2 separate regions of the Homo sapiens genome follow, and region 1 is linked to region 2. Evidence: chromatin contacts called from ENCODE Hi-C data. All regions are on one chromosome and are shown on one strand. The core of a region is the stretch at or near the end of the contact, and the rest is flanking DNA. Distances in the headings are between cores, read along the strand shown. Region 1 overlaps SLC24A3 (solute carrier family 24 member 3). Region 2 overlaps SLC24A3 (solute carrier family 24 member 3).

Region 1 (4,967 bases), core at 2,056-4,555, 310 kb after region 2:
TAAAGTGTGTGCTTCTCGGGGCCCTTCCCCAGCCCCAGTCAACTTTCTCTTAGCCCTGGTGACATTCCGTACTTTGAAACATCTGGCCAGCGGTGGAGAGGCTGGACAGGGGCTCTGAAAGCGTTGAGAAGGCTCCCCCAATGCCTTCAGTCTCTTTTTGCAAGACAGACATCACCTTTTAAATCCTGAAAGAGTTCTAGGTTCTTTAGAGCCCTTCCTTGTGCCCATTCACCCAACAGCCAGGTGCAAATTATTGCAGATTCTTCGCTGCTTCTCCTCTGCCCCCAGTGAGCACTTCAACTCTGGGTATCTCCGGCCTCCCAGTCCTGTCTTTTCTCCAAATTCCAGCAGACGGACAGTTTTTTGTATTGAAATGTTACTGTAATTTACATAATGAGGTAATTTACATAAATGCAAATGATTCATTACATAGGCAGTCTAGCAGCTGCTCTAAAAGAAATACTTTATTTTTACCTTTCGTCTCTGCTGGAGGACGGGGACTGTGAACATGGAGAGGAGGGCAGCCCTCAGGGGAAGCAGATAGGCCTATGGGACAGGTCCCAGGTAACGTGGGCCAGCTTGAAACTCCAAATTCACAAGTGCTGTCTGTCTGCTGATGGGTCAGGTGAGCCCTTGGCAGCAGTTTGGGGGTCTTCAGGGCAACCTGAACACTGGCACAGCAGCGAGGTTCCTTTACACCAACACGTCTCCTTCCTTCCCTGGGACATTCATTGTCATGGCACCGAGTGAATGGAACCCAGGGGGATATGAGAGAGTTCAGCTGATTCACCTGCCACAGGTGCCCAGCACTTCTAGCAGAATTTACATGGTGATAGAAATGGCCTACAATCTTGTGCTGTCCAATGTGGTAGCCACTAGTCACACGTGGCTACTGACAGGCAACTAGTGGGACCAAGGAACTACACTTCTTATCTTATTAATTTTAATTTTTAACAAGCATGGACTTGATCCTCAGCAGGGGACTGTGTTGGGTCTACTGATAATTACTTTTTAGTTTAATACTCGTGACTATGCAAGCAAGCTATTTTGTGAGTCCCACGTTAGAGATGGCATCACCAGGGCTCTGGTGGTTAAATGATTCACCCAAGGTCAGGGACCGGTAATACCTCGAGTTTGCCAGAGCAGGTGTCTGACATGGTGCAGCTCTACTGCCCCAATATAGAATTTGGACTTTCCCTCCAATAAAATCCTCCTCTTACAGTCTTTAAAATCATCCTACCCCACCGCCCACTCCCCCTGTTAGAGACGAGGGTTACCTTCACTTACTTTGTGGTCTAGTTTTTAGGCAGAAGGGAACAGCTCCAGCCACCCCCTGCTAGAATTTTTTCATTAAAATAACTAATCTGAAATAATCTGGAAATGATTGTATCTTGCCCTTTCTGTGATAGAGAAGAAATCTCAGAGGTCATGTGGAAGTCTGTCCATCACCGGCAGCTGGCTGACCTCCAAGGCCCTGCCCCTCTGACCCATCACCCTCCCCTCCTGCACCCATTTTTCATGGGAATTAACCTCTTCTCTCTCCAATTTAGAAACTTGGGGTTCTTATTTTTTTATTTCAATGGCTTTTGAGGTACGTGTGGTTTTTGGTTACATGGATGAATTATATAGTGGTGAAGTCTGAAATTTTAGCATTCCCTTCACCGGAGTAGTGTACATTATACCCAATATGTAGTTTTTGTATCCCTTGCCCCTCCTCCCACCCCCCCACCTTCTAAGTCTCCAAAGTCCATGCCACCACGCTGTATGCCTTTGCATACACATAGCTTAGCTCCCACTTATAAGTGAGAACATACGGTATTTGATTTTCCATTCCTGGGTTACTTCACTTAGAATAATGGCCTCCAGGTCCATCCAAGTTGCTGCAAAAGATATTGTTTCGTTTCTTTTCGTGGCTCAGTAGTATTCCATGGTGTATATAAACCATATTTTCCTTATCCACTCGTTAGCTGATGAATACTCAGGTTAGTTTCATATCTTTGCAACTGTGAATTGTGCTGTGATAAACATACTCACGCAGGTGTCTTTTTGATAGAATGATTTCTTTTCTTCGGGGTAGATACCCAGTAGTGGGATTGCTGGATTGAAGGGTAGATCTACTTTCAGTTCTTTAAGACATTCTCATACTGGAAAACTTGAGGTCCTTCAGCTCGTTGTGCCCTCATTACATTTCAGCCCTCAGGTCTTTCAGCTCATTTTGCCCTCATTACATTTCAGCTCTCTTTCTGGCAAAGTCGGAATAACTATGGTAGCAAGAAGATCCTCACCGAGAATGACTTTGACAGAATTTTAAGATCCTTAAACAAATCGACTATGGTCTTACAAAGGTCGCCTGTTTTGTAATCCCTGCTGTCAACAGGAGGAAGGAAAGTCCTGCTTTAATGACACTGGGTAAACTAGGAGGCCGGTTACACTCTCATTTGCTGCTTGGACAGGGAAGTGCATCCGCTGGCCTGGAGACCCCAGAGAGGAGCCTTTCATCTCTAACAAGGAAAACAACGTGGAAACTGTAGCTATGTGCTTGATTTTGGTTTTCCCTGCCCAGCAAACATAGTCCTTTCAGTTTAACAACCCCCATCTCCTATATCCTCAGTACTTGCCCTTTTTTCTTTCCTGTAGCCTGCCTTCATATATTTATACAACATGATCAGCTCGGCTAAAGCCCTGCCCGTAGGTCATTTTTTCCCTGCCCTTCTGCAACCACAACCTTCATCAATCAAGCCTATAAGACATCCTGAAGTAGGAATTTCTGCTTAACTTTGAAATATAAGTGATACTGGTGCCTAACAGCCAGCTTCCCAGTGTATTCCACTGGATCCCTCTCCTCAGATGAAATCACCATGGCCTTAGCTAAGCCGTCTGCACCCCCACCCAAGAGCTGAAGAAGTGAGAACTACACCCACTCAAGGGAGTTCCCGTGATATTGAGTGGGAAAAGTCTACGGGGGGCTGTTTTCTTTGCAGCAAGGAAGGAAAGAGTTTCAGGTTTCAGTCTCTTGAAAGAAAACGATGATGTTGATTTTCTCCCATTATTTTCACTGCTTAAAATTCTCATGGTGCCAGTGATTACAATACATGCTATGAAGTCTTAGCTTCAGCAATGCAGCCTCTCCTGCTTCATGGTGACAATTTACAGTAAGCAAACCCAGGGGCTGACATGGCGATGTTGAGACAGCCACCTGCCTCCCAGCTCAGCCAGCCTCTTCTCTCCCGCGTATACTAGGGGCTCCTGGCTCTTCCTCCCCTGCTCCTCCATGTTGAGCACTCCATTCCCTTGGCAGCTCTCTGGGTTGTTCTGATATCCAGGGATTCGCCGGCCTGATGTAAGCCCGTCTTGCTTGGAAGAATTCTGGAGCAGACACCAGGAATGAAAAGCCGGTTTCCATGGTACCCAGCCGTTTCTCTGAAGCCTGGAGGAAATGAGTGCTTTTTTCAAATTCATTCCTGTTGAACATTTAGCTCAGCAGCAGAACACGTGGAAACCTCAGGGCGAAGCCAAGGGTATCTTTGGATGAACCACATGTGGGTCAGAGGGCAGAGGCCCCCTGACCAGCTGGTGCTCAGCAGATCTGAGATCCAGCTATCAGTATCACCCTTGGTGGTCTCTGGGCTATCGCAGAGCCTGGCCCCCAAACAGAACCAACAGGGCACAGAGAGAAGAACGCTTACCCAAGGGTTGCTTTCACAAATCTGATGGGGAAGAAGCTGAGTCAGTTCCAAAGCCCACAACAGGAGGTCCGTCAAGTGCAACTCATCGTTGAGGACAGAGTGTTGACCCCAGGACAGAGCACCAGGCAGGACCTGCCCCTGGAACACCACCTTGCCTCAAGACAGCAGCGGCTAAAGCCGCCTTCAGTAGGCTGCCTGCCTTGAGGTGATTCCCTTCCTTCCAGGAGATTTAATAGAACTGCGAAAATGGACTTGAACTGACTTCATTTCAACTTCACTACCTTGGCAGGCTGGACATGGAGGGAGGACTGGAACGTGAGCACCACTTAGTGGTCATTTGCAGGAACTGCGGGTGCAACTTGTTCTAGTCTAGAAAGAAATGATTTCAAGTTTTCTTCTACACTAGTAATACTTATCTAAGGGATGGGGGATGTTGCTTTGATTTCTTTTACTCTCAGCTAGTAGAGCATAAACTACAGAGGGATACGCAACACGTGTCTTAAATGTATTGAATAACATGAAATCTTTAAGGAATAACAAATTCATTTCCTAACCTTCAGCAAACTCAAGTGAAAGGAACCTCATCCTTGCCGTTTGTAGAGTTTTCTGAGGGAGCGATTCAAATGCTCCATCAAGATGGTCCAGCAAGGTACCCTCCCGATGGAACGTTCTGCAAACAGCGCCAGTCCTAATTTCCAGTCTTCGGAAGAGGCGATGACCAGCTGCTTGTTCTCCAAATAACAGCACTGAATGTTCACAGGCAGTTGATAGCTCATCTCCACCTTCTTTCTCATGATGAGGAAGCCCTGCTTCTGTTTAGAGTTTTTTTAGAGACAGGGTCTTGCTGTCTCCCCAAGGCTGGAATGCAGTGGCCAGATCATAGCTCACTGCAGCCTCAAACTCATGGCTCAAGTGATTCTCCCACCTTGATCTCCCAAGGTGCTAGGATTGCAGGCATGAGCCACTGTGCCAAGCCAATTTAGATTTTCTCAGAGTCCTGATTTCTAGTCCCTTTTGTTCATTTCATTGTTCTTTTCTGAGTCCTCTCATTCCTCCACACAGTCCTCTCAAAGGAGAAGGATAAACCCGAATGATATTTGCCATCAGCCACAGGGTAGAGAAGCCCTGACTTTGTGGAGGCCTCCTCCTCCACCTCCTCCTCCTCCTCCTCCTCCTCCGCCTTCTCATCCTCCTCCACTTCCTCCTCCTCCTCCTCCTCCGCCTTCTCATCCTCCTCCTCTTCATCTACCCTTATGCATTCTGAGTGATGGGGCATCTTCA
Region 2 (4,808 bases), core at 1,506-4,005:
TTTCTAAAGTTTATATTGAAAGGCAAAAGGCCCAGAATAACCAAAACAATACTGAAGAAGAACAAAATCAGAGGACTGACACTATGAGACTTCAACACTCACTGTAAAGCTACGGTAATCAAGACAATGTGGTATTGGTAAAAGAAGGACTAATATCCAGAATCTACAAAGAACTCCAACAAATGAGCAAGAAAAAAACAAACAATCCCATCAAAAAGTGGGCTAAGGACATAAATAGACATTTCTCAAAAGAAGATATACAAATGGCCAACAAGCATTTGGAAAAATGCTCAACATCACTAATTATCAGGGAAATGCAAATCAAAACCACAATGCAATACCACCTCACTCCTGCAGGAATGACCATAATCAAGAATAAAAAAAGAGTAGACGTTGGCGTGGATGTAGTGAAAAGGGAACACTTTTACACGGTTGGTGGGAAGGTAAAATAGTACCACCACTATGGAAAACAGTGTGGAGATTCCTTAAAGGACTAAAAGTAGATTTATCGTTTGATCCAGCAATCCCACTACTAGGTATCTACCCAGAGGAAGTCATTATACAAAAAAGATAGTTGTACATGCATGTTTATAGCAGCACAATTTGCAATTGCAAAAATATGCACCCAGCCCAAATGCCCATCAATCAATGAATAAAGAAAACTATATATATATATATATATATATATATATATATATATATATATATGGTGTGTGTGTGTGTGTATATATATATATGGTGTGTGTATATATATATGGTGTATATATATGGTATATATATATGGTGTATATATATATATGGTATATATATATGGTGTATATGTATATATGGTATATATATATGGTGTATATATATATGGTATATATATATGGTGTATATATATATGGTATATATATATGGTGTATATATATATATGGTATATATATATGGTGTATATATATATGGTATATATATGGTGTATATATATGTGGTGTATATATATGGTATATATATGGTGTATATATATGGTATATATATGGTGTGTGTATATATGGTGTATATATACACACACCATATACCATGGAATACTACTCAGCCATAAAAAGGAATGAAATAATGGCATAATGAAAAGGAATGAATAATGGCATAATGGTATTAGCTGCAACCTGTGTGGAATTAGAGACTATTATTCAAAGTGAAGTAACTCAGGAATGGAAAAGCAAACATCATATGTTCTCACTCATATGTGGGAGCTAAGCTATGAGGATGCAAAGGCATAAGAATGATACATTGGACTTTGGGAACTCAGGGGAAAGGGTGGGAGTTGTCGAGGGATAAAAGACTACACATTGGATACGGTGTACACTGCTCGGGTGATGGGTGCACAGAAATCTCAGAAATCACCACTGAAGAAATTATTCATGTAACCAAACACCACCTGATCCCCAAAACCTATTGAAATAAAAAGTAATAAAAAAAGAAAAGAAGAGTAATTATATAAAGATCACTGTTTAAACACACAAACAGTAAAAGAATAAACAAATAGGCTAATAGAACAGGATAGACAGCCCCAAATTTGGAAGCAACCAAGATGTGCTTCAACAGATACATAAATAAACTATGGTACAGACATACAATGGAATGTTATTCAGTGATATGAAGAAATGAGCCATCAAGCCACAAAAAGACATTTAGGAACTTTTAATGCATATTGCTCAGCAAAAGAAGCCAATTTGAAAGGGTTATATATTGTATGATTCCAACTATGTGACATTTTGGAAAAGATAAAACTGTACAGACAGTAGAAAGATAAGTAGTTGCTTGGGGCTCCAGGGGTAGGGAGGAAGGAGGGATAACTAGGTGGAGTGTAGAGGGTTTTTAAGGTGGCAAAACTATTCTCTTATGATACTGTAATGATGGATACATGACATTACATATTTTCAAAACTCATAAAATGTAGAACATCAAAGGCTGACCCTAATGTTAGCCATGCACCTCAGTTAATAATAATGTATCAATATTGGTTAATCAGTTGTTACAAATGTACCTCACCAATGCAAGATGTTAGTAATAGGGGAAACTGGTTATCGGGGGAGCATTTGGGAACTCTGTACATTCTGTTCAGCTTTTCCCAAAACCACTCTAAATTTGTTAAGACCTTATTTTAAGGTCTATTGACAAATGACAAGAAAAAAATTATGTAAATTGGAGTTTTAAAAATTAGTATTTGTGATTATTAACTTACAAAATAAATTGGAACAGAATTCATGGTTTGCTTGTTAAAAAATGAGTTCTGTTTGAAAGACAAAAGGGCGACATTATAGAAATGGAAAATACTGTGTTTGAGGTTGTGCATGGTGTAGTGGAAGGCCACAGTTCAGGGGCTGGTCACTCTGTGTTTGAGTCCCCTCCAGCCCGTTTCTGAGAAGTACTGGGACTTCAAATTAGTTACAACTAAGCTTCGGACTTCACATCTGCAAAGTGAGGATAGGGAGACCTACTTGATGGGGTTGTTGTGAAGGTGAAGAGAGAGGAAGTCTGTCAAAGCAATTAAACAACACCCGGCATGTGGAGCTCTGTGCCTCGCCCTGCTTCGAAACCTTTCCTGGTGCTGACCTGAATGTTTCTCTCTGATTCGGTCAACAGTTGTGCCATTTTTGGCTAGTGATCTGTGGCTGGGCTGCCAGCCGATGACAGGCAGTTCCCCAAGCAGGTCACAACAAGGTGGCAATTGACCTTGCTCCCCGAGGATGTCTGTTCGGGTTCTGCTAGAAGCCAAGGGCTCCCTGATGTGGGGTTTCGGTTTCACACTGTGGCACTCTGAACAATTCTTTATGGGCTGGCAAAAGGCGTTTCACACTTCAGATAGGCCCCAGGAGGATGATTTGCTTTCTTCAAGGAGAACTGAGAATTCTCAGATGATTGGAAGGTTCTGTACTCTCATTTTAGCACCTCCGATAGATTCTCCCACATGTGGCAAACACAGTCATAGCTGGAGGTCCATTGTCGGTTGTTAACAGGCAGTGAACTGTTGCTGAATCAGACAGTCCACGTATAGGGCATTTCCATCATCACAGAAAGTTCTGTTGGTCAGAGCATCTAAAGCATATTCGGCCTCTCCCCCTAGCCACCCTGTTTATCTCTTGCTTGCATTCCTCCTTGGTATTTGTGCTGCTGCCACCCCAGTTCCAGCCCCCAATGCCTAATAACATCCTGATAGATCAATAGAGTTGTGTTTTAGCAGGTCTAACATCATGTTGTATCTCTGGCCTCTCAAATGGCAGAGCTACTCCTCTGCTTGGTGCTTAAGGCCTCATCAGGGCCCTGACCGCCTGTGTCACCTTACAGTCTCCATCCTCCAGGATATGCCGAGGAGTGCATGGAGTGCACACACAGACTGCTTGCTGTTTATTGAGTAAGCTTTGTCAGTCTGTGCTAGGTCTGTTTCACAATCCACTCTCCATCTGCCCTGGTCAAACTCTTCTCCATTGTGTATCTGCTTCTTATATATCACCAGAGACAATTTCTCCCTCAGGTAAACACCTGAATACTTCAGGTTTCCCTTCCACGTGACACCCAGCATATCCTGCTTCATATGCAATTTGTCTGTCTGCATCCCCCAGCCTTGCTTCTTCCTGGAGTGCTTGTTCCTTTAGGAACAGGTGCTCTAGGCCTTCTTCTGTGTAGGCTAGCCCAGCAATACATAATTACCAAGCAATACATACTTGGTAAATTGTAAGATGCTTTTTCCAAGATACAATTTCTAAATTTCTTCTCTAAGAAGTTCTTTCCTAAACTTCCATAGGAACAAGCCAGCATACTTGCATTGACTCCACATTGGGAGACTACAGAATCGCTCCCTCAAGCAATCCTCTCTCCTTGCATCAGTCTCCTGTCTCTGTGCCTCTAGACTAACATTCAGCCACACTAGCTGAGTGTCCCCTTCTGCAGACTAGGAGGATTGGGTTGTGTATTAGACACTGTCCATGCCTAGTTCGTATCTCTTAGGCGTTACTACTTAGTATGTATTATCAGAGCCTCCCATTGCCTGAACCTGAATCTCTTTGCCTGAGGGTTCTGGGAGACTTCTCCAATCCCTAAGAGGACCACACCACCTGCCCCTCAAAGCAGACCAGAAGTTCCAGGAGAATGAAGACCCCTGAGAAAAGTCCTTGACCAAGAACTGATGAGTCAGTGTGTAAATATCCCAGTTCCCTTGCCTATTCGATGGGATGGCTCTGAGGTGCATGCTCTGTGTGGTTTTCTGGAGGCCCCCAGCAGGATGGAGCTTCAGTTGCCCACAGCAGTAACTGGCTTGATAAATTACTTTGTTGACTCCTTTGTTGGCTCCTTTATTCCCTATCCCTTTCTCCTCACATGTATCTTTGTCTTAAGCTCTACTTCTGAGGAACCCAAATTCAGATTGAATGACTCCCAAGTAATCTTCCTTTCCAACTCTCTGGCTGCTTTGGTTTTTATCATCCTTTGATTTGCTCTGGTTGGTGTTTTGCCTACACAGGTTACCACTGTGTGGCATATGTTTCTAAGCTTCAGATGAAATTATTGTTTCACTCATGTCACAAGACTAATCCTTGTAAATGGCGTGTCCAACCAGGGACCCAGCAGGGTGAGACGCAAACCTCGAGAGCACGGGCACCGTTGGAGGCCTCCAGGAGTCCTGGAGAAGACAGTGCAGAGAAGCTCTTGGCTGCAGTAGCTCTACCTTAAGCCAGGGATTACTGAGAGTTACCCACTCTGCTATTTATAAGGACTGAATTCATAGCTAGGGAGTTTATATATGAATAATGGGAAATAACTTTTTTATGTGA

The links. Hi-C counts contacts between places; a loop is a spot of excess contacts on that map. Pooled maps may share reads with other maps.
Region 1: a loop to region 2 is called in a pooled map, with 3 times the contacts of the local background. The contact joins two enhancer-like sites. A Hi-C loop is called at or near these places in 2 of 37 single-sample maps with no recorded cell type and 4 of 50 pooled maps.

Annotation. Positions count from the first base shown.
Region 1 is chr20:19,658,571-19,663,537 of GRCh38, forward strand. All of the region lies in intron 7 of SLC24A3 (solute carrier family 24 member 3), which reads left to right. Among named protein-coding and RNA genes, the nearest start is that of RIN2, 97 kb to the right of the region's middle. Within about 2 kb of position 3,306, at least 4 of the 41 ENCODE cell types and tissues checked have a DNase peak (open chromatin) inside an H3K27ac peak, as active enhancers do.
Region 2 is chr20:19,345,401-19,350,208 of GRCh38, forward strand. All of the region lies in intron 2 of SLC24A3 (solute carrier family 24 member 3), which reads left to right. Among named protein-coding and RNA genes, the nearest start is that of SLC24A3-AS1, 63 kb to the left of the region's middle. Within about 2 kb of position 2,756, at least 3 of the 41 ENCODE cell types and tissues checked have a DNase peak (open chromatin) inside an H3K27ac peak, as active enhancers do.